2 separate regions of the Homo sapiens genome follow, and region 1 is linked to region 2. The links are chromatin loops, found by intact Hi-C in ENCODE. Cell type or tissue: ascending aorta. All regions are shown on one strand. Links, peaks and the distances in the headings refer to the core of each region. The heading gives the core; the rest is flanking DNA.

The links. Peaks named below come from ENCODE experiments on the same cell type or tissue, not always from the same donor. Only the 100,000 strongest peaks of a DNase experiment are listed, where the experiment ranks them.
Region 1: it touches region 2 in a loop (3-fold over the local background); 1 of 110 quality-filtered maps calls a loop at or near these places.

Annotation. Positions count from the first base shown.
Region 1 is chr11:1,854,505-1,868,942 of GRCh38, forward strand. The region is part of intron 1 of LSP1 (lymphocyte specific protein 1); the gene reads left to right. It overlaps MIR4298 (microRNA 4298), which reads right to left and starts at 5,032; the gene lies at 4,960-5,032. RefSeq lists an enhancer at 522-951. In ascending aorta, for the core only: no CTCF peak of the experiment used is centred there; DNase peaks (open chromatin) are centred at 8,728 and 9,217; H3K4me3 peaks cover 1,669 bases; H3K27ac peaks cover 3,802 bases.
Region 2 is chr11:1,537,542-1,552,015 of GRCh38, forward strand. No RefSeq gene overlaps it. Among named protein-coding and RNA genes, the nearest start is that of DUSP8, 27 kb to the right of the region's middle. In ascending aorta, for the core only: a CTCF peak has its summit at 9,231 (motif pointing right); DNase peaks (open chromatin) are centred at 9,371, 9,736 and 10,950; H3K4me3 peaks cover 2,342 bases; H3K27ac peaks cover 2,706 bases; H3K27me3 peaks cover 568 bases.

The DNA of each region.
Region 1 (14,438 bases), core at 6,962-11,961, 320 kb after region 2:
TGGTATGTGTGAGGGGTCTGCATCTCTGACTTCTTGCTGCCAAATCCCACTTGGGTACAGGTGCGGGGGGCCACTGAAGGGACCCCGAGTGCCGTGAGTGGAGTGGAGGCTAAGCAGAGGCCGGGGCTGGCTGAGGGCTGGGTCGGGACGTCCGTGCCTGTCCCCAGGGAGAGGTGGGAGGATGCCCTGCCCAGGCCGTGTGCAGGGAGACAGGCTTCTGGGTGCACAACAGCTGTGTCCCAGCTGCAAAACGGGCCCTCCTGTCAGCACCACCCCCAGCCCTGGACTAGGTGCTGCTCCTGGTCACCTCATGCCCATAGAAGGGCAGGACATGAGCCTCTGGGCTGGGGCACCCCCGCCTTCCTCCTTGGCCTCATCCTTGGCCACCCCCTCCCAGCTGTCTCAAATGCCCTGGATCCCCCGGGCCAGGAGCGGGGAGGGGGGGTTGGAGCGGGCATGGCCAAGGCACAGATGATCCTGGGGCATCTTGGTGCAGATCCTGGGAGGCCAGGGCTGCACCTGTGCCGGGGCTGTCAGGCGCTCCAGCTGGAGAGCGGCGGTTCTCCTGGGCTCTGCAAAGCCTGGACCCCCTCCTTGGACATCCCCTGCCCCCGCGAATTGCATGGGGTGCGCAGCCAAGCCTGACCTTTCAGAATGAAACTGAGAGCCCCAGTGGGGTAGGCTTCTCATTTCACAAGGTGACTAAGGGAACCGGGGAGTTTCCTGTCTAGGATGGGACAGAAGTCCCCTGCACCCAGGCAGGGATGTATGGCCTGGGAAGCCCCCACACGGGAGTCCCCAGGAAGGCCCAGGCTGGGCAGGCTCAGCTGGGGCTGGAGCAGTGGACAAGACAGCCCCCCGTGCATGTCACAGAGTGCCAGGTACGCCAGCCTGTGACGGTCTCAGGACATGCCCTCAACACTAGGTCCAGGGCAGGCCAAGCCCCTCCAGCTGGACAAGTGGGTCCAGCCCCTCAGACTGTCGCATGATGTGGCCCCTCCCCTCAGACTGCCCGGGACGGGGCCAGATTCCTCAGAACCACCCCTCCATGATGTGGTCTCTCAGATGCCCCCAGGACAGGACTGTCCTCTCCCACGAGGCCTCAGGCCAAAGAAGGTCCCCTGACCCTGGGCGGGGTCCAGGCTCCGCTTCGGCTACCAGCCAGGCTGGACTGCGGTTCCTCCACTCGGGGGCACTCCTGTCTCGCCCCGCTGTCCAGCAGACAGTCACTAGCTTGTCCTTGTCCCTTGGGGGCAGGGACGAGGATTTCACAGAGCTGCCTTGTGGCTCTGGGGGGACTCTCTGGTGACGCTGGGGGATGCCTGCCCTCTATAGCCCCCAAGAGCAAGGCTCTCCCCACACTGAGGAACTATCTGGCCTTGGAGGCCTTGAGGCGATGAGGACGGGGCGTCCTGGTCCACAGCTGGGGAGGGTCAGGTTGCCCTCTCAGACCTTGGGTTCGACATATCCAGATGTTGGAGCCCAGCTCTGCAGGGGTGTACCCTCCCTGGGGTCACACTGCATTTTTGGCTGCAGTGCCTGTCCTTGGCCCAGCTGCCCGGGGGTGCCCACCCGCCCAGGCGTGCCCACCCCATGTCCACACCTAGAAGGCAAGTCTGCCTGCCGCCACCCTGTCCCACAGACACCCTGGCTGCCCTCTCAGTCTGCCCCTGTGTAGCCCAGGCCCCCATCAGGATGACCCTACCCCCAGTCTGTTCCCCATGAGCGACCAGGCCGTGTCTCCCACGGAAAGAACCATTCACCAGCTACAGGCAAACTCCATGCCCCTGGGTGGCCATGCCAGGCCCTCCTGGCCTGGTTGAACTCACTTCCCATCCCACCAGCTTTCCCAGCTCTTCCCAGTTTTGGAAGGTGTCAGAGCCCTGGCACATGCCCCTCCTAGCATCACCCAACCGCCCTGCTCCTCTGCAGACCTTCAAAGGCCTGCCCAGCCCGCGGTGGGAGGCCGCTGCCCAGGGCTCTGGCAGCACCTGCCATGGACAGGGCCAGTCCTGGAGCCCCGCCTGGCCCATCGGAGCCTCCCTCGCTTCTCTGTGTGCTGAGCTGAGTTGGGAAGGGCAGGGATGACCTGAGGGGCTGCTCTGGCAGGGTTCCTTCTGGCCATCTGTCCCTGGAGACCCTCAGAGCTCCAGATTCTGAAGGAGGAAGGGGCTGGAGGCCCCCGGCAGCCCCCTGGAAGTCTTCATCTGAGCAGCAGGAGCCCATGGGATGGAACCCCCCAGGCAGCCAGGCCCTTGGGCAGCCCTCCCGCCCACCTGCCCTCCGAGCCAAGGCCAGGCACCACCTGGAGGATGTGCAATGCTCCACGCTGGGGCAGGTGGCCCTGAGAGCCCCCAGCGGTGCCCACGACTGCTCAGGAAAGAGGGCAGAGCTGGGGACAGTTGGGGAAGCCACCTCAGCCCCAGCCCTAGCCCCACAGGGGCTGCTGAGGGAGGTTAGGATTGAGGGCTAAGCCCTGGGGCTCCCTCCCTACACCTTCCTGTGGTCAAGACCTGATGTCTGGACCCAGGATCCCTGGGGAGGTCCCCTTCCTCCTGCCCTGGGTAAGGGGTCTGAGGCATCTGGAAGTTTCCCAGGGAAGCAGAAGGATGTCTTCTTCCTCGTGGGCTGGCAGGCGCTGCTGTCCACCGACACCCAGCTGGGCTGGTCGCACAAGTGGGAGCATCACAGGCCCCACCCCCGCTGATTCTGGAAGCCAGAATCCTTTCTTCCTGCGCCCCCTTCCTGGTTCCCTCGTGTCTCCTAAAACAATCCTGGAGCCACACAAGGGCAGTGCCAGGAGGGTCTGGGGTCCAGCTGGGACAGGCCCTGGCCGGTGACACCCTGGGGTGGCAGGATGGTGGGCCTCTGCTCCGCTACCCTACGGGCCAGCCTGTCTCCACCTCAGTTCCCTGAGAACGTGCCAGAGGGATGGGTGAGCCCTAGAGAAGAGGAGGGTGTTGGCAGTGGAAAGGGCCCAGTGGTCTCCCGCTCTGAGTCCTCAGCCTGGTGAGGGGTGGGGGCGTGAGCTCTGCCTTGCAGTCCCAGCCCCTGAGATCCCACTGCTGGGGCGGCGGGAGGGGGATGGGCTGCAAGGCCCCAGGGCTGGCCTTGCTTCGGCTGCTATAGGCCCTCGGAGTGCTTTCTGGATGAGTAAGCCGCACCCCTCTGAAGCCTCAGTTTCCCCATCTGCACACTCAGAATGTAGCCACTCAGACCAAGCGTTCACTCCATGCCAGTCTTTGCCAAGCTATTTATTTATTTATTTGAGACAGAGTCTCGCTCTGTTGCCCAGACTGTAGTGCAGTGACACAATCTCGGCTCACTGGAACCTCCGCCCTCCAGGTTCAAGAGATTCTCCCACCTCAGCCTCCTGAGTAGCTGGGATTACAGGCACCTGCCACTGCCCCCGGCTAATTTTTGTATTTTTAGTAGAGAAGAGGCTTTCACCATGTTGGCCAGGCTGGTCTTGAACTCCTGACCTCAGGTGATCCACCCGCCCCAGCCTCCCAAAGTCCTGGGATTACAAGCATGAACCACCGCGCCCTGCCTTTGCCAAGCTTTTTAAACCAAGGCTCTTGTTTCATCCCCCGGAGCTGTGAGGCAGGTCCCTGGAGCCTCCCATTTCACAGACGGAAACCGAGGCTCACAGGGGCCAAGTGCATTGTCCAAGGGCTGCTCCCTGCCTGGGGAGGGGCCTGAGTCCTTGCCCCTGTGGGGTTCGGGTGCTGAGGGCCCACAAGACCTGCGGGCACCAGGAGGGAGCTGGGCTGGGCTGCCCTTCCCGGGGTCTCTCTGACCCCACACCACACACCAGCCACTCTGGACTCAAAGGCTCCCAAGAGCACCAGAGCACTGCTCATGGCCCAAGCTCAGCAAGCACTTAAAGGGACCGTCCCGAAAAGCGGAACTGGGACCGGGCGCTGCAGGACCAGCAAGGTCCTCCACTTCCCTCCAGCCCAGCCCCGCCCAAATCCCAGCCCTCAGCATCTTTTTGGGGGCCACTAAAGACCTTCTGGGAGATGGCAGCCCAGGACCATAAGGCAATCGAAGAGGGCTTTCCACATGCGCTGAGGCAGACAGAACCAGGCCCTGGCTGTGGACGAGGCTGTATTGATACTTAGAAGAGAGGGAAGCGAGCGGGCTGGAGAGGCTCGGCCAGGGGGCAGCCCAGCAGGGCCCCTTCCCCAGGGTTAGACTCTCTACAGCCGGCCCAGCCCCCATCCCCTCCCCAACATCTAGGGACCTGAAAAGAGGTTGGAGGGGCTGCATGGGGGTGGGGTTGATAGGAGATTAGGGGATTGAGAAAGCCAGGCCTCCTAGCCGTGTCCCACCCAGCACGGCCCCACCAGTGCCAGACACAGGCAGACAAGGGAGGAGGGAGATGCTGAGCAGGGGTGGCAGGAGGAAAGCCCCTGGCCCTTTCTTGGGGCCAGGCAAGTCCTATCCTAACTCCATCTGCTAACTGCCTCCAAGCTGCTTGTGGGTTGTCGGGGAAGGGAGTTTGTGGCAGGGAGGGCCTCTGAGTCCCCTGTATCCCCCGGCAGGAGGAGGCAGGCACATGGGCCCCTGACCTCAGTGCTTGGAGCAGGGCCGCTCTGGTGGGGCATTTGTAGGTCACAGCATGAAGGGTTCCAGCATACTTCCTGGGTTCCCAGTTTCCCTGGGAGCAGTGGTATAGACGCAGGGGCCTCTACACACACCACACGCTCAGGGAGAGTGGCTGAGGTGTCCAGGATACTCTGTCCACTGGGGCAGGGGGTGGCTTCTAAGCCCAGTACCCTTCCCAGAGTCCCCAGTCTCCAGCTGCTCATGGGCTGCAGATGAGGATTCAAGGTTATGCAGGGGTCACTCTCCTGCTCCATCCCTGGCAGGTGGGACCTCACCTACTGCTTCTTTCTGCTCCAGAGAAGAGCACGTCCCCCTCATCTCAAAAGTGCCTGTGCTCCTCCTTCCTGAGTGGAACCTACACTTTTGACAGTTTGGTTTCTGAGGCAAGGCTGCCTCCTCCTCCTGTCCCAGGTACCTCCCCTCAGAAAAGCAATGGGACTTGGGATAGAAGGATCTAGCCAATTCGTTCCAGATGAATCTAGAAATAATCCTTTAGCCTTTCTCTTAGACCCAGTCCCAACCAAAATCTGAGCTTCATCACCACCACCCAGCACCCACCATTCACCACCCAGCCTCCAGCCCCCAGCCCCCAGCCCCCAGCCCCCAGCACCCATGACCCACCACCCTGCCCCCTACCCGTGGCTCTGGCCCATTCTCCTGCTGTCAGCAGTGCCTGCTTGAACAGAGGGCCACACTGAACAGATGCATGCTGCAAGCATTTGGAGGCTGCCTCCTCTTTAAATCACAGACATTTATCCACCAGGGATCACTCGGGAGCCAATGAGGCCACCACCCTGACCTCCCCTGTCCCCATGGGCTCTCTCAGTGCTCAAAGCACCTTTCACTGGGATGCTGCTCTGTGAACATACATTCGCAGGTATGTGTCGGGGATGATGAGAATGTGTCAATATGAAGACAGATCCCTGCCCCTGTAGCCCCTGCTTAGGCTCTATTGAGGTGTTCAGCCTCCTGGGCCATGGTGGTCTGCTTTATCCTTGGGCCATGAGCTTATGAACCATGTCTTAGTTGCATAAGAAAGGAAAAATAAAGATTAGAAAAGAATCAATTATGGAGAACAGTATGAATGAATGGAAAGATGAATGAAGAATGATAGGAAGTAGGAACAAATGGATGGATGGATGGATGGATAATTGAATGATGGATGGATGGATAATTGAATGATGGATGGATGGGTGGATGGATGGAGGGATGAGTGGATGGATAGGTGCATGGATCGATGGACAGGTGGGTGAATGGATGGGCAGATGGATGGGGTGGATGAATGAATGGGTTGGATGGACTCATGTATAAATAGAGTATAACTCATGCATAAATAGAAAGAATTATTTAGTAATTGATGAATGGATGAACAAATGAGCAGATGAACAAAAAATAGATGGATGGACAGAAGAACATCTGTATGTATATATGGATGTTTGGATGAAAGAACGAATGGATGGGTGGATAGATAAATGCAGATGTGATATTTAGAATATTTAACAAAGCATGTGGTACAAATATGAATCTACTGGAATGGGTGCTGATTATATATATTCCTATATTGAACTGTGTTGTACCTGTGCATATTGGCTGATCATCAGCCCAACAGCTAAATGAGCAAATGTACCAAAACAAAAGATGAGTGGATTTATGGATGAATGGATGATGGATGAATGGGTGTATAAATGGGTAAATGAATGTATTGATGGAAGGACACATGAGATGGAATTATGTATGGGTGGATGATTGGATGGCTGGAATATGGACATATAAATGATTGGAAAGATTAATAGAAGGATGTCAGGAGAAGTAGACATATGGATGGATATGGATAATAGATGAATAGATGGATACGTGGGTGGATATAACAAGAGATGAGTAGAAAGATAGATAGATAATGAATCAATAGACAATTGAATCCGTGCTGAGTAAACTATTAGAAAGACGGATGTGTGAGTAGACACTACTAAATCAGGAATTTTGCACTCTCTTCCAGGAACACTTCCTCCCATTTCTCTCATCTCTTTTCAAATAAGAAAAGAATTACTTCTTTCCATGAGGCTTTCATATATAAAGACCCAAGGAAAGAATTACTTATTTCCATGAGGCTATCATACGTAAAATATCAATCCCCTCCAGAACTCCATATGCCTTTACCCTGATTTATATTTTCTGTCATATTTTCCATCATCTGACCTTTATTTATTTATGTGTTTGTTCCCACACTTGAAACATGATCATCATAAGAGCAGGGACTTTGTTAATGCTGAATCCCCAGCACCTTCAAAGTGTCTGAATTCAGTACAGATTTATTGAATAAATATATGGAAGGATGGAGAGACAGATGGATAGACAGATGGATGAATGAATGGATGGATGGATAGATGGGTGGATGGATGGATGGGTGGATGGATAGATGCATGGATGAATGGATGGATAGATGGATAATGGATAGATAAATAGATGAATGGTTGGATGGATGGATGAATGGATGGGTAAATGGATGGATGGATAGGTGAATAGATGGATAAGTGAATGGATGGATGGATGGATAGATGGGTGGATGGGTGGATGGGTGGGTGGATGGATGGATGGATGGATGGATGGATGGATGGATGGATGGATTGGTGGATGAGTGGATGAGTGGATGGGTGGATGGATGGATGGGTGGATGGATAGATGGATGGATGAATAGATGGATGGGTGAATGGATGGATGGATGGATGGATTGATGAGTGGATGGATGGATGGGTGGATGGATAGATGGATGAATAGATGGATGGGTGAACGGATGGATGGATGGATGGATGGATGGATTGATGAGTGGATGGATGGGTGGATGGATAGATGGATGGATGAATAGATGGATGGGTGAATGGATGGGTGGATGGATGGATGAGTGGATGGATGGATGGATGAATGGATGGATGAATGGATGGATGAGTGGATGGGTGGATGGACGGATGCATGGATGAGTGGATAAATGGATGGATGAATAGATGGGTGGGTGGATGGGTAAAATGGATGGATGAACTGATGGATGAATGGAGAGATGGACAGAGAGATGGATGGATGAGTAGATGGATGGATGAGTGGGTGAATGGATGAGCGCACACATAACAGTGGAGTTGACATCAAATACTCTCCCATATTGTCCCTCACAGGACATGCTCTAGTTGTAAAACCATGAATCTTGGCCGCTACATGTAAATATCTGTTCTTGTCACTTCCCATCCATCAGCATTTCTGACAGATGATCATTCTCTAGTGACAGGGAAGTCCTGCCATTCCAAGGTAGCTCTTTTCCCTGTGGGAATATTCTTCCTTCTTTTGAACTAAAATATGCCTTGGCCACATTTCATTCCTGGCTGTCTGTGGCTGGGACTCCTCCAGAAGTTAAAACAGGAGGCAAGGAGGAAATAGGCAGGTTGAGGTGCAAATGAAGCACATGCTCACTGCCCCCCACCCCAGGTAATCTCACCTTACCTGGGTGATCTGTCCTCCCTGAGTGATCTCAGTTTCTCTGTGTGATCTTCCCTACCCCTGGTAATCTCACCTCCCCTGAGTGATTTAGCTTTCCCTGGGTGATCTCACCTCCCCTGGGTGACCTCACCTCCCCTGGGTGACCTTACCTCCCCTAGGTAATCTCGCCTCCCCTGGGTGATCTCACCTCCCCTGGGTGATCTCACCTCCCCCAGGTAATCTTGCCTCCTCTGGGTGACCTCCCCTCCCCTGGGTGAGCTCACTAAACATTTGTCCAACCTGAGGTCCAGCCCTGGCTACCATCCCTCCTGCTTACTCCAGAATCCTGTGGTCTCTGCAGCTTTGTGGATGCTGGGGATGTGGGGCCAACACCATGGTCTCTAGTGGACATTCCCTGCTTCCTCCTGGGTTGTGCCGGGGGAGGGGAGATGCTGTGGGCTCCTCTCTCCAGGACTGGCCCTGGGACCCAGTCTGGTGTGTATGTAGGGAGTGGGGACGGACTTCCTGACTCCCGCAGTCTCCATGGGGTAGCCCACCACCTGAGTCACCACAGCCCGGTCTATGGTCCCATGTGGAATTTTCCGACTGTTGCCGCCACCCCCGGCGTGCTGCCCTCCGCGGTGATTCACCCGCTTGCCCGTCTGCTCACAGCCTCACCCTTGCTTCCCTCAGTGTTCCCAAGGTGCTGCGCAACCCCAACTCCCTGGCCTGGCCAGGGTCATGATAGCTGGGGAGGCAAGAGGTGGCTGTTCTCCTTGAATGTAGGGACAGAGGGTGGCATGGGCAGATGAGTGCCCGTGCACAGATGGTGGCCCAGGACTAATTGGGTGGCCAGCGGCCGGCAGATCTGGCTCTGGTTCTGGCTGTGCCAGGCCCTCACTCTGTGACCTTGGATGCCAGTGCTGCTGGCTGGACCTTGGTTTCTCCATCCTGGACATGGGTACATGGTGGTTCTGAGTGCCAGCGAGCTGGGCAAACCGCCGGATGTGAGACTGCCGTCGCGGAGCTGACCCTCGGTGAGCCCTGAACATGCGTCCCATCCCACCCCTCGTCCGTCCGGCCACTAGCCCCGAGTGTTCTCCAGTGAGTCACAGCAGCCAAGCCCAACCAGAGGAACAGAGGGCTGGGCTGCTCCTCCCTGGGCCAGGGCCAGAGGACGCGGGCAAGGGGGGCCTGGCTGGCGAGGGCACCAGGCCCACTTTGTGCCCACTGGCCACCTCTTGGGACCATGCTGTGCCAATACCAAACCGAAGATGCTGCGTTGGTGGCGTCTCTGCCTCTTGGGTCAACTCTGCAGTCTGGCTGGGGGGTTGGGCCCACCAGGAAAGGCAGCAGCCTCCCCATTTGGGGAACAGAGAGGGTTCTTGGGGTGCCAAGCCTTCTCTGGAGGTGACAACAAGAGCAGAGGCCGGGAATGAACAAAGGGAAAGTGGAGAACCAGGAGCGGGGGAGAGGGGAGGAGGGGAGAGGAAGGGAGGGGAGGGGAAGGGAGGGAGGAGGGAAGGAGGGAGGGAGACAGAGATAGGGACAGAGACACCAGAGGGAAAGGAGAGAGGAGAGAGGGGCTGAGTGCGAGACGGGGAAGGAGGGGACGGGACAAAGAGGAACCAGCGAAGGGTCCAGGCCTGCGATGATGGTGAGGGAGGTGGCAGGTTGACGAGGGGCTGGACAAGAACGGCCGACGAAGGAGAAGAACAGAGGAGGGCCCGGGCAGGGCCTGGCAGAGGGCATGAGGCACTCCGAGGTGGGAGGCGGCGATGGGCAGAATAGGCCCCTGTGCCTGGGGCAGGGGCACCACAGAGGGCTAGGGGAGACCGAGAAGCGGGCAGCGGCTACCAAGGTGGCCTGAGGGCAGAGGCGGAGGGAGGAAGGGAAAGAGGAAGGGAGGGAGGGAGGGAAGGAGGCAGCCACGCTGCCCATCAGCGCGCCACAGAGGTCTGGCTGAGCCCCACGCTGCTGGGCTGGGAGAGTTTTCGCTCTGACATTTTTACTCTTCTCGGAAGGAGGAGGAGGTGGAGGTGGAAGAGATGGAGGCGGGAGGAGAAGGGGGCTGGGGGAAACAAAAGAGAAGCAGCTGCTGAGAGTCCTGAAGTAGGAGAGGGGAAAGGGAGACCCACAGTCAGGGAGACCCACAGGGATGGGGACACAGGGACCAGGCTGCCTGCAGGGAGCCGGCCTGCAGACCCTCGTGCCAGGAGCCGAAGGGAGGGACCAGGCTGCCCACAGACCCCTGTGCCAGGTGCCAGAGGGAGGGACCAGGCTGCCCAAGGGAGCCGGCCCACAGACTCCTGTGCCAGGGGCCAGAGGGGCCAAGACAGGCAGGCAGAGGGTCACAGGGACAAGGAGAACACCAGACAGAGAGAAGGGACAGGGGAGGGGTGACAGCCAGCGAGAGACCGAGGGCCAGGGCAGAGCGCCAAGGAAGTGCAGGAGTGAGAGGGGCCAGGAGAGGCAGGAAAGCCAAGGAGAGCTGGGCACAGGGGGGCAGGGGTGCGGGAGGAGGGCAGCAGAGAGGAGGGCCAGCAGGACAGGAGCCTTTGAGATGCTGCTCTATCCCCGGGGCTGGGGTCAGGCCAGGTCGCCGCCTGAGCAGAGGCTGCAGCCTGGGCAGTCCCGGGCTTCTGAGGAGGAACTCTAGCAGACAGGGCCTGGATACCTCTTGAGGTAGGTCCCTCCTGCCCTGGCTGGGCATGGAGGGCAGGGCAGGGTGCCCATGCTGGGCTGCCACATGCACCGGGCCACTGGGCCTCCCCCCAGCTTCGGTAGGCTCTGCTGCCCCAAGCGTGGGCAGCGAGAGGGTGCCAGGCTGGTTGCGTGTACATGTGTGAGTGCGGAGGCTGCTTGAGGCCTCTCTTCCTCCTGGCTCCTGGCAGCTGCCCATGCATTCTCCTTCCCCATCCCACCTGCACTGCCGGCTGCGCTGTCGCCTGCTCACACCGTCCCACCCGCACCGCCGGCTGCACTGTCACCCGCTCACACCGTCCCACCTGCACCGCCGGCTGCACTGTCACCCATTCACACCATCCCACCTGCACCACCGACTGCACTGTCACCCGCTCACGCCGTCCCACCTGCACCGCCGGCTGCACTGTCACCTGCTCACACCTCTCCCCGAGCCCCAGGGATTCTGCTTGACTCTGAGCCCCCAAAATGAAGGGCCCATCCTCTGGGTGGCTTCTGGGGCCTCCCGTGGGGTCCTTCGGATCCTGGGCACCCTTCAGTCACCCTCACTTCACAGATCATGAAACTGAACTTTGGGCTGAGCTTACCGGCCCTGGCTGCAGCCACCAACCCTGAGTGGGAGGCTCCTCAGGGCCAGGGAAGGTGCCCGGGCCTTGTCCACCTGCAGGTGTTGGGCCAGTGTGGTGCCCTCTCCCAGCCTGTTTCTTCCTCTGTAAAGTAGTGGTGTGGCCCTTCATGGGGTCAGGTGGGAGAGCAGAGTTTGGAGGGCCCAAGGCTCCTCAAGACCCAGCCTGGGCAGTCTCAGAGATATCCCTCTGCACCGTCAGCCACTCTGAGCCGCCTGTAGTGCCCTTTCTCCTCCTCAACCCTTCCAGGCTTTTAAGCCAAACTGAAACACCACCTCCTGCTTGAAGGCTGCCTTGCTTCTTCCTAACCTGGAGGGCTGTCCTGCTCTGACTTCCTTTGATGGCATGGAGCATGCTGGCCGGACCTCGAGCTACTGGAAGGCAGGGCTGGCATCGGTCGGCTTGCCACTGCCCACCCAGGCCAGGCACTCAGTGCTGAGACTCTGAGAGGCCAGAGAGCCAGGGATGCCCATGGGGGTGAGCTAAGTGGGGTCTGAGGAGTTGAGGGCAGCCCGGCTCACCCCTCCTCCCCAGCTCCCACTTGTTGGGTCCGTGCAGATGCAGAGAGATGGCTCCGATCTGGTCCCCACCTGGCAGGGTCTCCGGCTGTCACCTGAGTTCAGGACCAGCACCAGGATCTGCAGTGGGCCCCTGGCTGGGCACACCTCATCCCAGCCTCCCCCTACCCCTGGCCCCCCATAAGCCTCCTCCTCCTGGGCTTCCAGGCTCTGCTGGTCAGACCTCCCTCCCTGCCCAACGGGAATGTGTTTTCCCAGGGGACGCTGCTGTCCACCAGGAGCTCTGTGGCCTGGGATTTGAGGAGTGCCTGGGGTCAATCCCCCAGGCTCACCAGTGCTACTTAACAAATGGGCCCAAGAGAAGGAAGTGCAGCCCCCGGAGGAGGGGCAGAGCCCCTGCCTGGCTGTGCGGTGGCTCACCCCCTTGTCACCAGGGGCTCGGCCATGAGCATCCGTCCAGCGGGCCCAGCACCAACTGCAGCCCCAGGTGAGCAAGCCGCACTCAGGAGGCACTGAAACCGTGTGGGCCCAGGCTCGGGGCCAGTCCCTGTGGACCTGGGGAGGAGACACTGAAGCCGCGTGGGCCCAGGCTCAGGGCCAGTCCCTGTGGACCTGGGGAGGAGGCACTGAAGCCGCGTGGGCTCAGGCTCGGGGCCAGTCCCTGTGGACCTGGGGAGGAGACAGTGAGGAGGGGACCTCACTTGCGGTGGTCAGCCAGTGGGTTGGTGGCATAAGGACCCGTCCCTTTGAACTCCCTTGGAACTTGTCCTGATGGGGGCTGGGCAGAGGGCAGCAAGAGTCCCTTGTCCAGCTAAGGGGAGCCACCAAGGTGAGCTACATGAAGCAAGGCTGACACGTGTGCACTAATACACACCCCCTCCAGGACACAGACCCAGAGGCCGCTGCACCCCACCCACCCACCACACCCACACACACACATGCACACACACACGACCACCCGGGACAGTACTGCGCTCACCACCACTGCCATGATCTCTTCTCTGCAGCCTCCAACAGCTCGGACTTCCCCAGTCCCAGCCCTGCAGGCCAGGCAGACTGCCCCCTACCCACTCCCTGTTGGATAAAGGAGTGAGCCAGGCTCAGAGAAGCTGTGGGTGAAGAGACTTCAAGGCCACTCAGCCGGGCATGATGAGCCCGGGTCCCTGGGTCCCTCCTCCACCCGCATCACCCCACCCCTTTCCCGGGGACCCCTTGGGTGTCCTGCCATGTCAGGTGCAGGGCTGGGAGAGGCATTGCAGGCAAAGTGCTGTGTCCTCAGTGATGAACCCTGAAGGGCCATGCTAGGTGCCCGCAGCTGCCAGGGAATAAATTCAATGCAGTTTACATCCATTAAAAATGGTGCTCTGGGCCAGTGGGAAAACGTGTCCCCCCTGCCCCGTCGCCCCCCACCCCTGCCCCAGCGATTCTCCTTGTCTACACCCAGTGCAAGCCCAGGGGCTCTGCATGTAGTCCCATAACACCATTTTCTCCAGGTCTGGCTGTACCCAGCCCCTGCCAGAATGCGGCTTCTGGCTGGCAGGGTCAGGCCCTGGGCTGACCTACCCCCAATGCCTCCCTGCCAAGTCTGCCCTTCCAGGCACCTGGGAGTCTGCCCTGTGCCTCCTGCCTGCCCCTGGGCAACTCGGGGCTCTCCCAGGGCCAGCTCGGGCAAGGCAAGTGTTAGGGATGGTCAGGGGACCTCAAGAGGACTTCAGCCCACTCAACTCCAGACGTCACCCGGACTCAGCCAGCGGCCTGGCCCTGCTACCTGTGGGGTCCTGGCTTTGTGAGAGGGCACCAGGCCGGCTGAGAGTGCCTTGTAGCCTGGCCCGGAGTGAAGAGGGGGGCTGGGGATCAGCCTGGCAGACGTTCTTATCAAGCATTGAGGTCCCCGGAGCCCCGTGCCCACCCTTAGCCATGGCTCTTTGGGCGGTGTGAGCCCCTCCATTCCCTCCATCTCGGGCACACATCTGCCCACACATATACAGATGTGGCAGCCACACCGTGCTTGGCTCTCCGCAGGGCTCTAAGGCCCCTCAGGCAGGGACCCACCCTGAGCAGCCTGGTCCAGGGACCTCTGGGGCTCCTGATGTGGCCAGTGGGGCAGGAATGGGCTGGCAGCCTGCTGGGCTGGCCCTGAGGGGGCTGGGGGAAGCCAGGCCTCCAACCACAGTGTCCAAAAGGGTGTGGCTGCCTTGGGCCCATCCAGGCCTGAGATCCTGAGGGTGGGGTAGCCCCCGCCCTGGCAGGGCTGGAAGTCGGTCTTCGGACAGAGCCCGTCCTGCCCAGAAGCCCAGGCGAGCCAGCAGCAGGGGTGCAGGGACCGAGTGGCCCAGCCCCCTGGGCAGGGTGTCAGGGCCAGAGCCCAGAGGACGGCGGTTCAGGCTTCAGTCCCAGCCGGCGAACCAGAGCTGGGCAGAGCGGCCAGCAAGCGGCAGCCAGGGTGCCCTGGGCACTCGACCCCCAGATGCCCCTGCTGGAACCGTAAAGGGGAGGCACCCTGAGGCCAGAGGGAGCA
Region 2 (14,474 bases), core at 6,990-11,989:
CTTCCCCTGGCACCCAGACCCAGCCTGGGGCCCATGAGATGAGTGTACCACCATCCTTCCCTGGAGGATTACTTGGTTACCAAAGTCTTAACAAGGGTCACAAGAATCTGTCCCCCAGGCTGGTCGTGGTGGCTCATGCCCATAATCCCTGCACTTTAAGAGGCCAAGGCAGGTGGATCGCTTGAGGTCAGGAGTTTGAGACCAGCCTGGCCAATACAGTGAAACCCCATCTCTACTAAAAACACAAAAATTAGCCGGGCATGGTGGCAGGCACCTGTAATCCCACCTACTTGGGAGGCTGAGGCAGGAGAATCACTTGAACCTGGGAGGTTGAGGTTGCAGTGAGCCAAGACCATGACATTGCACTCTAGTGTGGGCAGCAAGAATGAGACAAAAAAAAAAAAAGTGGCAACTGACAGAACTGCTTGTACTGCAGCTCCAGCTAAACATTGTTTTCAATCTGGGGCACATTTAAAGCTTTCATGCACTCTTGGGTCTCTTGCTAATTAGTTAAGAACAGCACATTCAGTAAGTACTGGTCAGAGAGGGTAGGTTAGCTGCCCCACGTCTACTTCCATTTCCTTTTTCTTCTCTTTGCTTCTCCCCCTCTTCCTCCTCCTTCCTTCTCCTCTTTTTACTTAGTAATTGAATGCTGAGCAATATGACCACAGGAAAAACTATTTTATCCAGCTTCCCAGGTAGGCGAGGTGGCCAACGAGATGTAAGGTGAAATTATTGCATAGCTTCCAGGAAATCCTTTTTGTCCTTCCTGTCTACCCCAGCCCTGTCCCAGTCTCCTGCTTCCTGACCAGAATAGACAAAAAAAATGATGGCTGGAGCTCTTGCAGCCACCTTGGAGCATGAGGAAGTGATGATGGAGAGCAGAAAGGCAGAAAGAACCTGGGTTCCTGCTGAAACTCAGAACCCTCCACGACAATCCTGATTCTCTTACCAAGGTGCTTATGTTATTTGAAAGAAATATGGGTTAAATCATCGTTCTTCCGAATTTCTGCTACTTGAAGGAAAAGACAATGTCTAATTGACACATCCATCGGTGTATCATGGTGCTGGAGGTGAAACAGCCCATCCTTTACTTTGAAAAGAATGTTCTCAGATCATTAGATCCCCAAAATGTTGCCAAATCCCTAAATGTTCATGGGATATATCTCTTGGCAAGCACATGTATATTTTTTCTCTTTTTCTTTTTTTCTTTTTAGACAGAGTCTTGCTCTGTTGCCAGGCTGGAGTACAGTGGCACAATCTCGGCTTACTGCAGCCTCTGCCTCCTGGGCTCCAGGGATCCTCCTGTCTCAGCCTCCCACATAGCTGGGATTACAGGCGTGCACCACCACGCCTGGCTAATTTTTGTATTTTTAGTAGAGACAGAGTTTCATCATGTTGGTCAGGCTGGTCTCGAACTCCTGACCTCATGATCTGCCCACCTCGGCCTCCCAAAGTACTGGGATTACAGGTGTGAGCCACCGCGCCCGGCCACACGTGTATTATTTAGCCTCTAGAGTATCTAGGTCCTCGGCTCCGGGGCCTGTGAACGTGGCATCATTCATACGATGTGATATCCTAAGAGACAATCAAAATCTGTGTGGACGAGGCCGGGCGCGGTGGCTGACGCCTGTGATCCCAGCACTGGGGGAGGCCAAGGCGGGCGGATCTTGAGGTCAGGAGTTTGAGACCAGCCTGACCAACATGGTGAAACCCCGTCTCTACTAAAAATACAAAAATTAGCTGGGCGTGGTGGCAGGCACCTGTGATCCCAGCACTTTGGGAGGCTGAGGCGGGTTGGAGACCAGCCTGGGCAACATGGTAAAGCCCCATCTCTACCAAAAATACAAAAAAAAATTAGCTGGGCGTGGTAGCGTGCACCTGTAATCCCAGCTACTCCGAAGGCTGAGGCAGGAGAATTGCTTGAACCCTGGAGGCAGAGATTGCAGTGAGCCGAGATGGCGCCACTGCACTCCAGCGTGGCGACAAGAGTGAAACTCTGTCTCAAAAAAAAATAAAAAAGTCGATGTGGATGAAATTGTGGCAGAGCGAATTCGAGTTTGCAGGACCCTGAGGCCTGAGTGGGGAGGTATACTGCCAATTTCTCCAAATAACAACACCCTGCTTCTGATGTTCTCTGTTTATTGGGATTGAGGTGGGTGTGGCTGCCTGATCAATAGCTGAATCATAACTGTTGATTGGCTCCAATAAGGACACCACGTCTGGAAGAACAGCTGCAGTTGGAATCATTACATCTTTCAATCCACTGTCAATCACCAACACTCTCTGTCTTCCGCACAGACAACACGTGGGAGTGAGACTGGAATCCTAGAGGGGCCCCTTCTCTGCAACTTTGGGGTCTGGGAGGGTGGCACCCATTTCTGGGCATCTCTGGAGATTAAGGTTTGCTTTTGGTTGACAGTTCTGGCAGGAAGGAAGACCCATAGCGTTTCCCACTCAGCCCTCTCCTCCTTCCATTCACCCATTCATCTGACAAATAGGTAGTGAGTGCCAACTACGTACAAGGACAAGGCACTTGTAAGGTGCCTGGAGAACAGTAGTAGACACAACAGACTAAAGCCTCCCCTTGAGGAGCTGTGGAGTGTCAGTGAAAAAAATAATAAAGCAGGCAGCGCATTCAAAATGACCAGTACCCTGGGGTAAACAGAGCCAGGGAGAGGGTCACGGCACACTCAGTGTCATGGGCTGACGTGTGTCCCCTGGAAAGATAAGAGGCAGTTCTAACCCCTAGTACCAGTAAGGTCTGAAAGGGACCTTATCTGGAAAAAGAGTCACTGCAGACGTCATTTTTTGTTGTTGTTGTTTGTTTGAGATGGAGTTTTGCTCTTGTTGCCCAGGCTGGAGTGCAATGGTGCGATCTCGGCTCACTGCAACCTCTGCCTCCCAGGTTCAATTGATTCTCCTGCCTCAGCCTCCTGAGTAGCTGGGATTACAGGTGTCCACCACCACGCTCGGCTAATTTTTATGTTTTTAGTAGAAACGATGTTTCACCACATTGGCCAGATTGGTCTCGATTATAGGCGTGAGCCCCCATGCCCTGTCCACAGATGTCATTTGTTAAGATGAGGTCCTGGTGGGGTGGGGGCTTCCAATCCTATATGACTGGTGACCTTATAAAAAGGAGGAATTTAGGCTGGGTGCGGTGGCTCACGCCTGTAATCCCAGCACTTTGGGAGGCAGAGGCGGGTGGATCACCTGAGATCAGGAGTTCGAGACCAGCCTGGCCAACATGGTGAAACGCTGTCTCTACTAAAAATACAAAAATTAGCTGGGCCTGGTGGTGGGCGCCTGTAATCCCAGCTACTCGGGAGGCTGAGACAGGAGAATCGCTTGAACCCGAGAGGCAGAGGTTGTAGTGAGCCAGGATCACACCACTGCACTCCAGCCTGAGTGACAGAGAGACTGTCTCAAAAAAAATAAAAAGGGTCGGGGGGAGTTTGGACACAGCCTCACGTAGAGAAGACAGTGTGAAGAGACACAGGAAGGAGAAGGCCATCTACAACACAAACCGAGGAGCGACACCTGGAGCAGACCCTTCCTCACAGCCCTCAGAAGAAACCAGCCCTGGTGATGCTGACAATGTCAGACTTCTGGCCTCCAGGACTGAGAGACAGTCCATTTCTGTGGATTGAAGCCGCCTCGTGACAGCCCCTGCCCTTTCTAATCAGGCTCCTTCCTTCTGCCTGGCTCTAGAGCAGCCCCAGGGGCTGCTGTGCCCACTGGGAGTTCCTGGCCAGAGAAGTGAGGGGCTTGATTTTCCCAATCATGCTTCCATCTAGACTGGGGACCCCTTACAGGCAGGACCTTTGTGGAGATCCTCGGGCAGCTGTCCTCCACTGTGGGGTGGAAAGCTGGGGCTTCCAGGATAAGGGTGACCTCATGGCATGTTTCAGGGGAAAGACCTGATTCCCCAGTCAACCGCTGACTCCAGGATGCAGGCCAAGCCCTGCGGGGTCATTCACGGACTCTGCTCTGACCCTGTCTGTCCTTCTCTCGGGCCCACTCATTGCCTTTCGGGGCCAGCAGGGGACATAGCTGGTGCTCAGCGTCCCCTCTCTGTCCCAGGCTGCGCCGCCGAGAGGCCTTGGCACGGGGTAGGCCTCGTGACACACACATTCTCCTACGCTGCAGAGCCTGGAGAACAATGGCTCCCTCTCACCTCTGAGCTGGTTCTTGTGCTTGGGACAGTCCCCAGTGAGGCTGAGGGTAGCCACAGCTGCCAGCGCCTGCCTGGGCAGCCCCTCCATCCCCAGCACCCCCATGGTTCAGCATTCCCTGTACCTCCTAGACCTGAACAGAGTCTGATTTGGGGATGGTGGCGCAGAAGCCTGCCCTGCCTCCCGGTCCCAAGGTGCCGCCAGCTCTTCCAAGCCTTCAACAAACGCCTCAGATGCCCTCCTGCTGATCGCACTGTGCCTGCTGTCCTGCTCCTGCTCCCTCACTTAATCCCCAGGCAGTGACAATCCAGAGAGGAGGCTGAGGCTCCTGGAGGACCAGAGGCTTGTCCGAGGTCACTCAGCGAGTGGGCGGGCAGCTGGGGTTCCAGAAACATCTGCTCTCAAGCCCGCCATTGTCCCACCATGACCTGCCTACCAAAGGGATGCTCCTCCCTGGGTCTTGAGGAAACAGTCAAGGTGGTCACCCTTGGGAGCAGGCTGGGCAGTGTTCTCCAGGCTTCAGTCATCCCCGCCTCCCCTCCAGAGGCCAGGACAGCCCCTGCATTTGGCTTAGCTCTCCGTGGGGGCCTGGTGCCCCTGGGGTGACCGGAATGCAGGCAGGGCATGAGGATGCTGATAATCAGTGTCACCTGGGATTATGGCTGGGGCCGTCCCATGAGCCAGGTGCAGCCGAAAGCTCCGTGTGCATGACCTGAAGCAGCTGCCAGTGCTCTCTGAGAGGGTGCCCTCTGCCTCCCTATCTCCAGGTGTGGCTAAGTAAACAGGCCACGGCGGCACCACAGGGAGGCAGGCTGGGTGCTCCTGCTCATCTCTGGTGGATGCTGCTACCCACATCCAGGGCTGTCACCTGCCCATTCACGCACGGCCCTCCAGGCCACTTCCTCCCCCAGGACCTGCAGGCGGCTGCAACAACCCCCATCAAAGGTCCCGCTAGCCAGGATTCACTGAGGTCCAGTAGAGGGAGGGCTGCAGCCTCTGCTCCCAGAAAGCTGCCCTGTCCTGGCCAGGAGCAGTGGCTCATGCCTGTAATCCCAGCACTTTGGGAGGCCGAGACAGGTGTATCACCTGAGGTCTGGAGTTCAATACCAGCCTAGCCAACATGGTGAAACCCTGTTTCTACTGAAAATACAAAAATTAGCCAGGCGTAGTGGCACATGCCTGTAGTCCCAGCTACTCGGGAGGCTGAGGCAGGAGAATCACTTGAACCTGGGAGGCAGAGGTTGCAGTGAGCTGAGATGGTGCCACTGCACTCTAGCCTGGGTGACAGAGCAAGACTTTGTCTCATATATATATATACATATATATATATATGTACACATATATATACATATATATGTACACATATATATACATATATATGTACACATATATATACATATATATGTACACATATATATACATATATATATGTACACATATATATACATATATATATGTACACATATATATACATATATATGTACACATATATATACATATATATGTACACATATATACACACTCTCATACACACACATATATATGTATATATATAAAATATGTTTATTATTTTATGCGCACACACGTATGTGTGTGTATATATGTGTGTGTGTGTGTATATATATATATTTATTTGAGACAGGGTATGGCTCTGCTGCCCAGGCTGGAGTGCAACGGTACCATCGCAGCTCACTGCAGCCTCAACCTCCTGGGTACAAACGATCCTCCTGCATTGGACTCTCAAAGCCTTGGGATTACAGGTGTGAGCCACCGTGCCCCATCTCTGAGCATATCTTTCTGGGGCACACAATTCAACTTGTAACAGGTGCAGTTACCGGCCACATGATTCATAGCATATAGGGTGTGCTTTACCTGAGGCTGAGACGGGGCTCATCTCCCCTGGGAATCATTCTTGTAAGGTGCCAGTGATCTGCAAATGCAGATGAGGCCTGAGGCTGGGGCACAGGCCACCTGCCAGCTGGCAAGTGCAGGATGGGCAGAGTCCTTGTCCAGACCTGGGCAGAGAGCGCTCAGGGCAGGCAGCGTCCAGGCTGCCGTGGGTTGCTCCTTGAGGCCCTGACCCCCAGGGTCACCTGCAGGCCATTCCTTGAAGCAAAGAGGTGACTGACCTGGGGAGTTGGGAACCTGCCCTTTGTGTCCCCAATGAGCACCCTTCCTGCCACCCCCACCCGGCCGGGATCCACCACCCTTCCTGGCCGGTGGTGCCAGCCCCTAACAAAACACCCTTTCAGGCAAGGACCTGCAGGTTTGCTCCCCTTGCCCTGGGGACAGAGTCTGACATCCTTGGGAACTGACCGTTCCCTGCCCCCTCCCCAGCTCTAGGAACTACTTCATCCTGTGCACTCGGCAGGGTGCCCGGCCCTAGGTGGGTGTGTGGTCGGTCAGGGGCTCCCGTGGCTGCAGTCATGGGCTCCCCTGCACTGCGGGGCTTCGAATGTGCTGCTACTGTTGGGAAGGAGTTGCTCCTCTCAAAGAACTCCTGCTCATCACACAAGGCCTCTCTCACATGCCCCTTCCTCCAGGCAGCCTTCCTGAGTGGTGGCACCTTTTGTACACACCTGTCACAGAAACCACTGATCTCAGAGTGATGACAGAGGCTTGTTTCCCAGGCACGGGGGCTCCGAGGGGCCATCCCCAGCACCAGAAGGGTTCCACACATGTTAATGGAAAAAATCCACAAAAAGCAGGAACGGGAAAGTAAGTTACTGACATTCCACCCCTCCCCAATTCCCATTTTGCAGACAAGACCCTGAGGCCCCAGAGGGCCCAGTGGGTGCGGCACAGTATGGAACTGGCCCCCACAGAGCTAGCCTGTGCACAGGTTCCCCGTCTCCCTATGGGAAGGAGGAGGCACCAGGCCTGCTCCAGCTCCCTCTCCTGGATTGGGACACTGAGGCCCATTACACAGGTGGGGTACTGGCAGGACAGCTCTGCCCTCCAGGGTCCAGTGGGAGCTGCTGCTGCTCCCACAAGCCACGCAGTGCCTGGAGCCAGACTGGGAGAAGCTGTCCTGGTGGGAGCCTGTGCCCTGGGACACAGAGTGCATGGTGCACATGGCCAAAGCGTGGCCTGGAGGCGTGGAGGGTCAGGAAGCAGTGAAGGAGCAGGGCCTCGGCCTCGTGGGGATGCACCCACACAGTAACTACAGATGGAGGCCAGGAGGCTCAGCCTTCCTCCTGGCTCTGCCTCTAGCCAGCTGGGGTTCACTATTGTCCCCTCCATCCACTGGGTAGGGACCCCTAGATTTCAGGTCCCCAAATGTACATGTCTCATCAACAGATGCAGCAGACTCCGTAGGGAAACTTTGGAAATACAGATTCCTGAGCCCTGCCCCCACAGAGGCTGGCTATGTAGGTCCCTGGGCCCTGCATTTAAAGATCCCCCCAGGCATTGCTGGAGGGCAGGAGGGTGGGAGTCCCCGGACCAGATGGACCCTGACAGCCTGACAGCTTTTACTTATCAAACCCATGCGGGCCCCACCTCCTGGGATGCTGGCTCTGCAAACTCACCTCTGCGGAGCCCGTTCCTAGGACTGGTTGCCAGCAGTGTGGTGAGGGCAGTCTGAAGGGTTCCCGGTGGTGGTCATAGAGCCTGCACACGCCTCCTTCTCCCACCGATACCTGTTATGGGTGGGATTGTGCATCCCACATTCATATGTCGATGTCCTGACCCCAGTACCTCAGAATGTGACCTCATTATTTGGAACTAGGGTCACTGCAGAAGAACCTAGTTAAGATGAGGCCACACTGGAGTAGGGTGGGTGGACGGCCTTGTGAAAGGCTGCAGCGAGGGGCTGAGGCAGATGCTCCCTCCTGGCCCTCCACGGAGCCCACCTGCCTACACCTGGATCTTGGACTCATGGCCTCCAGACCTTGTAGAGACATTTCTTTTCTTTTTCTCTCCCTTCCTTCCTTTCTTTCCTCCCTCCTTCCTTCCTTCCTTCCTTCCTTCCTTCCTTCCTTCCTTCCTTCCTTTCTTTCCTTCTTTCTTCTTTTTTTGTTTTGTTTTGAGACAGAATTTTGCTCTGTCACCCAGGCTGGAGTGCAGTGACGCCATCTCAGCTCACTGCAACCTCCACCTCCCGAGTTCAAGGGATTCTCCGGCCTTAGCCTCTTGAGTAGCTGGGATTACAGGTGCCTGCCACTACACCCGGCTTATTTTTGTAGTTTTAGTAGAGACTGGGGTTTCACCATGTTGGCCAGGCTGGTGTCTTACTCCTGACCTCAGATGATCCGCCTGCCTCAGCCTCCCGAAGTGCTGGGATTCTAGGCATGAGCCACCGCGCAGGGCTGGAGAGACGTTTCTGTTGAAGCCGCCTGGTTTGCGGTGCTTGGCTCCAGCAGCCTCAGGCCACACACAATATCCCAGGGCGGCACCCTCAATGCCAGGCCCTGCTGGGAAGTCAAGGGCCGAGGTGAACATGCCCTCTGCACGGTAGGGGATTCAGAGTGCCGCCCTGCACCTGGGCTGGGGGAGGAGCGCAGAGCACACCGGCAGACCAGGGAGGGGCCCTTCCAGGAATGCGCTTTGTAGACAGCTGGGTAGGGCTGGGGCGGACTAAGGGGCCTGCGGGGTCTGGCGGAACCATCCAGGTGAGGGCGTGGTGGCGGGAGAGCCAAGAACAGCAGCTAGGTGTACTGCTTACCTGAGAAGGGGGGGTGGCCGCGAAGGGGGTTGGAGGCGTTGGGATGGGGGCCTAGTCAGACGCAGGTGGCCGCTGCCATTTGGCATTGCCCGGTCTGGAGGACAGGGAGAAAACCTGGCTGGAGACACAGCTGGTCACTGACTGCCTGAGTCCCTGGGGCCGCGGTGTGGGCGACCTTCCTGCGGGACCCGCAAGCCCAGAGCAGGTGCAGGTTGTGGGTACAGCTGAGGCAGCCGAAGGACCAAGGGGAGGGCCTTAGAAGGAGGGTGGGCTGGGGGCGCGGGGTGGAGACAGGGCTGTGCCTTCCTCCCAGCAGGTGGGTTCCCGACGGGTGGGCGTGCGTGCAGGGCCCCCGGCCCGAGAACCGGCCCCAGCCTCGGCGGGCGCGGGCAGCAGATGGCGCTGCCGGGCTGCGCTCCGCCTCGGGTTCGGGGAGCGCCGGGTGGGGGTGGCGGGCGAGCCCAAGTCGAAGCCCGAGGCGGGAGAAGAGCTCATACTACGTTCCCCGGGCCGGACAGGCGGGCTCCGGAGGGGCGCTCGCCCCGCCCATGCGGGACAGGTGTTTGCCCACCTAGGCCCCGGACCCGGAGCCGCGCTGCCCACGTGCTCGGAGCGGAGCAGCTGCTCCCCGCGCCCGCCCTCCACGCCAGCAGTGCCTGGGGACCCGGACCCGCGAGGGGCGCGCAGGACGCGGGAGCCGAGGAGCAGCGGCGCTTTGCGGATGGAGAGCGCCGCGGAGGGCAGTCTGGGAGTGGGCGCGGCCCCGCCGGGCGTGAGGTCATCGCGAGCAGCTGGCGCACCCCCCGCGCCTGCCTCCCGGTCCTCGGAGCCCCCGGCTGCGCCCCGCGGCGCGCGCAGGTTGGGCAGGTTCTGGGCTCTGGGCGGCGGGGCGTGGAGGAGCCCTGGGGCGGGATTGTGACTGGGCGCTTCCTGCGGGGTTGGCGGCCCGGACGCCGGTGCCACCCGAGCCACCCAGCGATGCTCTGGGCCCCCTACGTCGGGGCTGACCTCACCGCCCATCCTGGCGGACCCCGCCCGCTCTAATGGGACCGCGCCCACCCTACACTGGCCTGCAGCCGCCGTCCTCCCGGCTGCGGGTTCCTTGCCCTCAGGGAGGGCGGGGCCGCCACCAGCTGCCCGGAGAGGTGGGGGGACCCAAACCTCCCCTCGCCCACACCAACCCCGTCCTACTGCCCTCAATCCTGCCCCTCCTGGAGTTTCTTGTTACGGTCCACACAGGCGAAGGGCCCCATCGGCCGCGCCTTGCCAGCCCTAATGCCCTCCGAGAGGCGGAGGCCCCACAGTAGGAACCCGGACTGAAGTCACTCCCTGGCGCTGCTAGGGGCTCAGGGTGGAGGGCTCAAGGGTGTCCGGGAAGGGCCTTCGCCCTTCAGCCTCAAAGCCCCCCCAGTCCTCTGGTTTTCTGTTCCTCTTTTGGGCCCCCAGCTTGTGAGCGCCCGCTGGGTAGGTGGGCAAGAGGTGACCGAGCAGAACCAGGCACCGGGACCGTCCGGTTTGGGTCTGGCTTCCACACTGGCTGCAGTGCGCCCTGCCCCAGGCCGGCAAAGTCTCTGAGCCCCATTCCTGCCGCTGGCCGAAGGATTGGGTTGGGCGAGGAAGATATGGAAACTGCCCCACAAGCCCCCCTCCCACCCCCAGGACGCCGCCCCCACCGGCTAGGCTCTGGGCAGGCCTAGTGTCCACTGATCTCGCCAATCGGCCCTGTGTTCCAGGGCTGTCGGGGGTCTCCTGGGCCAGGGGCTTGACGGAGGGAGTGGGGTGGGGAGGGTGGAGAGGCACCGGAATCTCTTTCTGCTTGGGAGTGGGGGCGGGCGGATATCAGGAGGGGCCACTGCCCCGCAGATGACCCAGAGCCGAAGACCGCGGGCTGTGGCCAGCGCAGGCTCCACGCGCCCCGACCCTCGCGGCAGGGAGGCCCCGCCCACTGTTGGGCAGGTTCTTGACTTCACCCTGCTTCCCCAAACGTTTCCGGGTGCAAACGCCCCTCTGGGCTGGGGTGGGATGAGGGAGGGGAGCCCTAGAATGGAGTTTTGTTTTCCTCCTCTGGCATCAGGTGCTCAAGCCCAAGCTCCTCCCTCCACCCGCCTCTGGCCCTTCCCTGGCTTCTATTTCCAGCTCTCCTTGGCTATTTATAGCTGCGACCGGCCGGCAATTGCGTCAGTCAGGGGCAGGCTTCGGCCGGCGATGCCAACGGTGCCACCAGTCCCCCTACATTCCCCTACCCTTCCTGGGTAGTCACCTGCCCTGCGCTGTCCTGGTCGGAGGCCCCAGGTGTGTGGGGGGCGGGAGTGCGTTCTGCAGGTGCGCTCAGCCATGAGGGCGCATGTGCTGGGGCAGAGTGGGAGGGCACTGGACTTGGTGGGGGGGGGGGGCAGCAGAATTCCTGGCGGGGAAGGGGTAAGCGGCGTCTTCCCCTTTCCTTCCCAGAGCTTCCTCCTGGGAGCTGCCTGGGGACAGGCCACTGTTCCTTGGTTTCATGGGTGGTGTCTGCAAAGACTGGGAGAGATGCCCCTGGACCTAGCACCCGTCCCCCTCCCCCCGCCCACCTTCCAGAATGAAGGCCCTTCACTGAGTTCCTCTCCTCTCACCCCACTACTGAGGCCTCCCTCTCCCCAGCATTCTCACTCAACTCCAGTTCAGCTCCCATACCCCTTCCCTCCCTGAGGCCACCCCCAACCCAGCCCCTCTGGAGGGGGACATTGAAGGGTTCTGAAGCAAGACAAGTCTACCTGCTCAGTTTGGAAGGACTGAAGGGCATCCACCCAGGCACTTGCCTAGTGTTTGGCAAAGGCCTGCCCTGGCATCGCCCTGCTTGGGGGTGGGAGGCACACGCATGTTCCCCTCGCCCCACCAGGATCCCCTCTGAGCTCTGGTCCCCACAGTCAGGGACCACTCGCTTCACAAACAAGCCATCATCACGCCTTCAGGGCCTAGTGTCTTCCACAGAGGCTCCTACCCCAGGAGACCCATTCCCAGGGGCAGGAGTGGGGCCTGGGACTGTGGGCTGCCTTACAGGTCTAGACCCTCACCCCTGGGCCAGAAGGCTGTGCTTTCTCTGGAGGGACTGTGCCGCCGAGCCCCAGCTGCCTGCAGGGATAATTGAGTTTCCCCACGTGCTCCCACCATGGACACAAGGCATTTGTTGTGAAGCTCTGCTGAGAATCAGCCCCTCCTCTCCCACCCTCTGTCCAGGGCCCGCCCTGCCCTGTGCCCTGCGCCCTTCCGGGGAGGTTGGGGCACCCTCTGCTGGTGTCCATTGTATAGGCCCCTCAAAGACTCCATGGCTTCCCCTTAACAGCAAGTCCTCCCTTCATCTTGCCCACAAAGAACCACTCTTCTTAGACACTCCCCCAACCCACCTGCCATTCAGAGCCCCATCGAGATGCACCCTCTTCCCGTCGGGCCTTGCCTTGGCCAGAGGCCTTCAGCTTCTGCCTGGCTCCCCGCAGGGCGCTCCTACCTCTGCCTTTTCTCCCATGCTGTGGACCTTTGCAATGTCCTCCTGCCCCACCTGCCCCCAGCCCCTCCAAACACAACCTGGCCTTCAGAGGCCAAAACTCTCCTCCTGAAAGGCTTCCTGAGAACTGGCCCTCTGCCCTTTCTCCTGCTCAGTCTCTTCAGTTCTGAGCTCCGGAAGGGCCTTGGTAAGTCCATCCACAGGAGTACAGTGGCAGCTGGCAGGGGTGCCACTGAGACCAGCCTCCAGCTTACTTCCAGGGATGGCTCGGCAGGCAGAGGAATGGTGCCTGAGAGACCAGGAACCAAGCCCAGCCCCAACTTGGCCCCTGACCCTCTAAGGGACATTGACCAAGCCTGTTCCTCTCCCTGGGCCTTGGAGAGGGTCTCTCCTGTGATGTCCCACTCCAAGACAGTTAGTATGTGGCTTATTCATTGGACATTCACTGGGTACCTTCTGTATGCAAAGACCAGGTACCCATCTGCAGTCCAATGGAGAATGGAGGTAAGCACAAGCTGGCTTTAATGTAAGACTAACAGAAGTGCAACTAACGCAATGTAACATTATTACCCACCCACCTTCGCTCCCTCCCTCCCTCTCATTTACCCATTCTTCCACCTCCTATCCACCCCATCACTTCTCCACCCGTCCATCCATCTGTCCACCTTCCTTTCCTTCTACTCCCTAGCCACACATCTACTTGCCTATTTATGAATACCCATTTATGTATTCATCCATCCATCCATCCTATTCATTCCTCCACCCATTCATCCATGTACCCACCCACCCCACTCATCCCTCTACCCATTCATCCATCTGCCCATCCATCCATCCACCCACCCACCCCACTCATCCCTCTACCCATTCATCCATTTGCTCATCCATCCATCCATCCACCCACCCATCCACCCCACTCATCCCTCTACCCATTCATCCATCTGCCCACGTATCCATCCATCCACCCACCCACCCCACTCATCCCTCTACCCATTCATCCATCTGCCCATCCATCCATCCATCCATCCACCCACCCCACTCATCCCTCTACCCATTCATCCATCTGCCCATCCATCCATCCACCCACCCACCCCACTCATCCCTCTACCCATTCATCCATTTGCTCATCCATCCATCCATCCACCCACCCATCCACCCCACTCATCCCTCTACCCATTCATCCATCTGCCCATCCATCCATCCATCCACCCACCCACCCCACTCATCCCTCTACCCATTCATCCATCTGCCCATCCATCCATCCATCCATCCACCCACCCATCCACCCCACTCATCCATCTACCCATTCATCCATCTGCCCATCCATCCATCCATCCACCCACCCATCCACCCCACTCATCCCTCTACCCATTCATCCATCTGCCCATCCATCCATCCATCCATCCACCCACCCCATTCATCCCTCTACCCATTCATCCATCTGCCCATCCATCCATCCACCCACCCGCCCACCCCACTCATCCCTCTACCCATTCATTCATCTGCCCATCCATCCATCCATCCACCCACCCACCCCACTCATCCCTCTACCCATTCGTCCATCTGCCCATCCATCCATCCATCCACCCACCCATCCACCCCACTCATCCCTCTACCCATTCATCATCTGCCTATCCATCCATCCAACCACCCACCCCACTCATCCCTCTACCCATTCATCCATTTGCTCATCCATCCATCCACCCACCCACCCCACTCATCCCTCTACCCATTCATCCATCTGCCCATCCATCCATCCACCCACCCACCCCACTCATCCCTCTACCCATTCATCCATCTGCCCATCCATCCATCCATCCACCCACCCATCCACCCCACTCATCCCTCTACCCATTCATCCATCTGCCCATCCATCCATCCATCCACCCACCCCATTCATCCCTCTACCCATTCATCCATCTGCCCATCCATCCATCCGTCCACCCACCTGCCCACCCCACTCATCCCTCTACCCATTCATTCATCTGCCCATCCATCCATCCATCCACCCACCCACCCCACTCATCCCTCTACCCATTCATCCATCTGCCCATCCATCCATCCACCCGCCCACCCCACTCATCCCTCTACCCATTCATCCATTTGCCCATCCATCCATCCATCCATCCATCCACCCCACTCATCCCTCTCCACC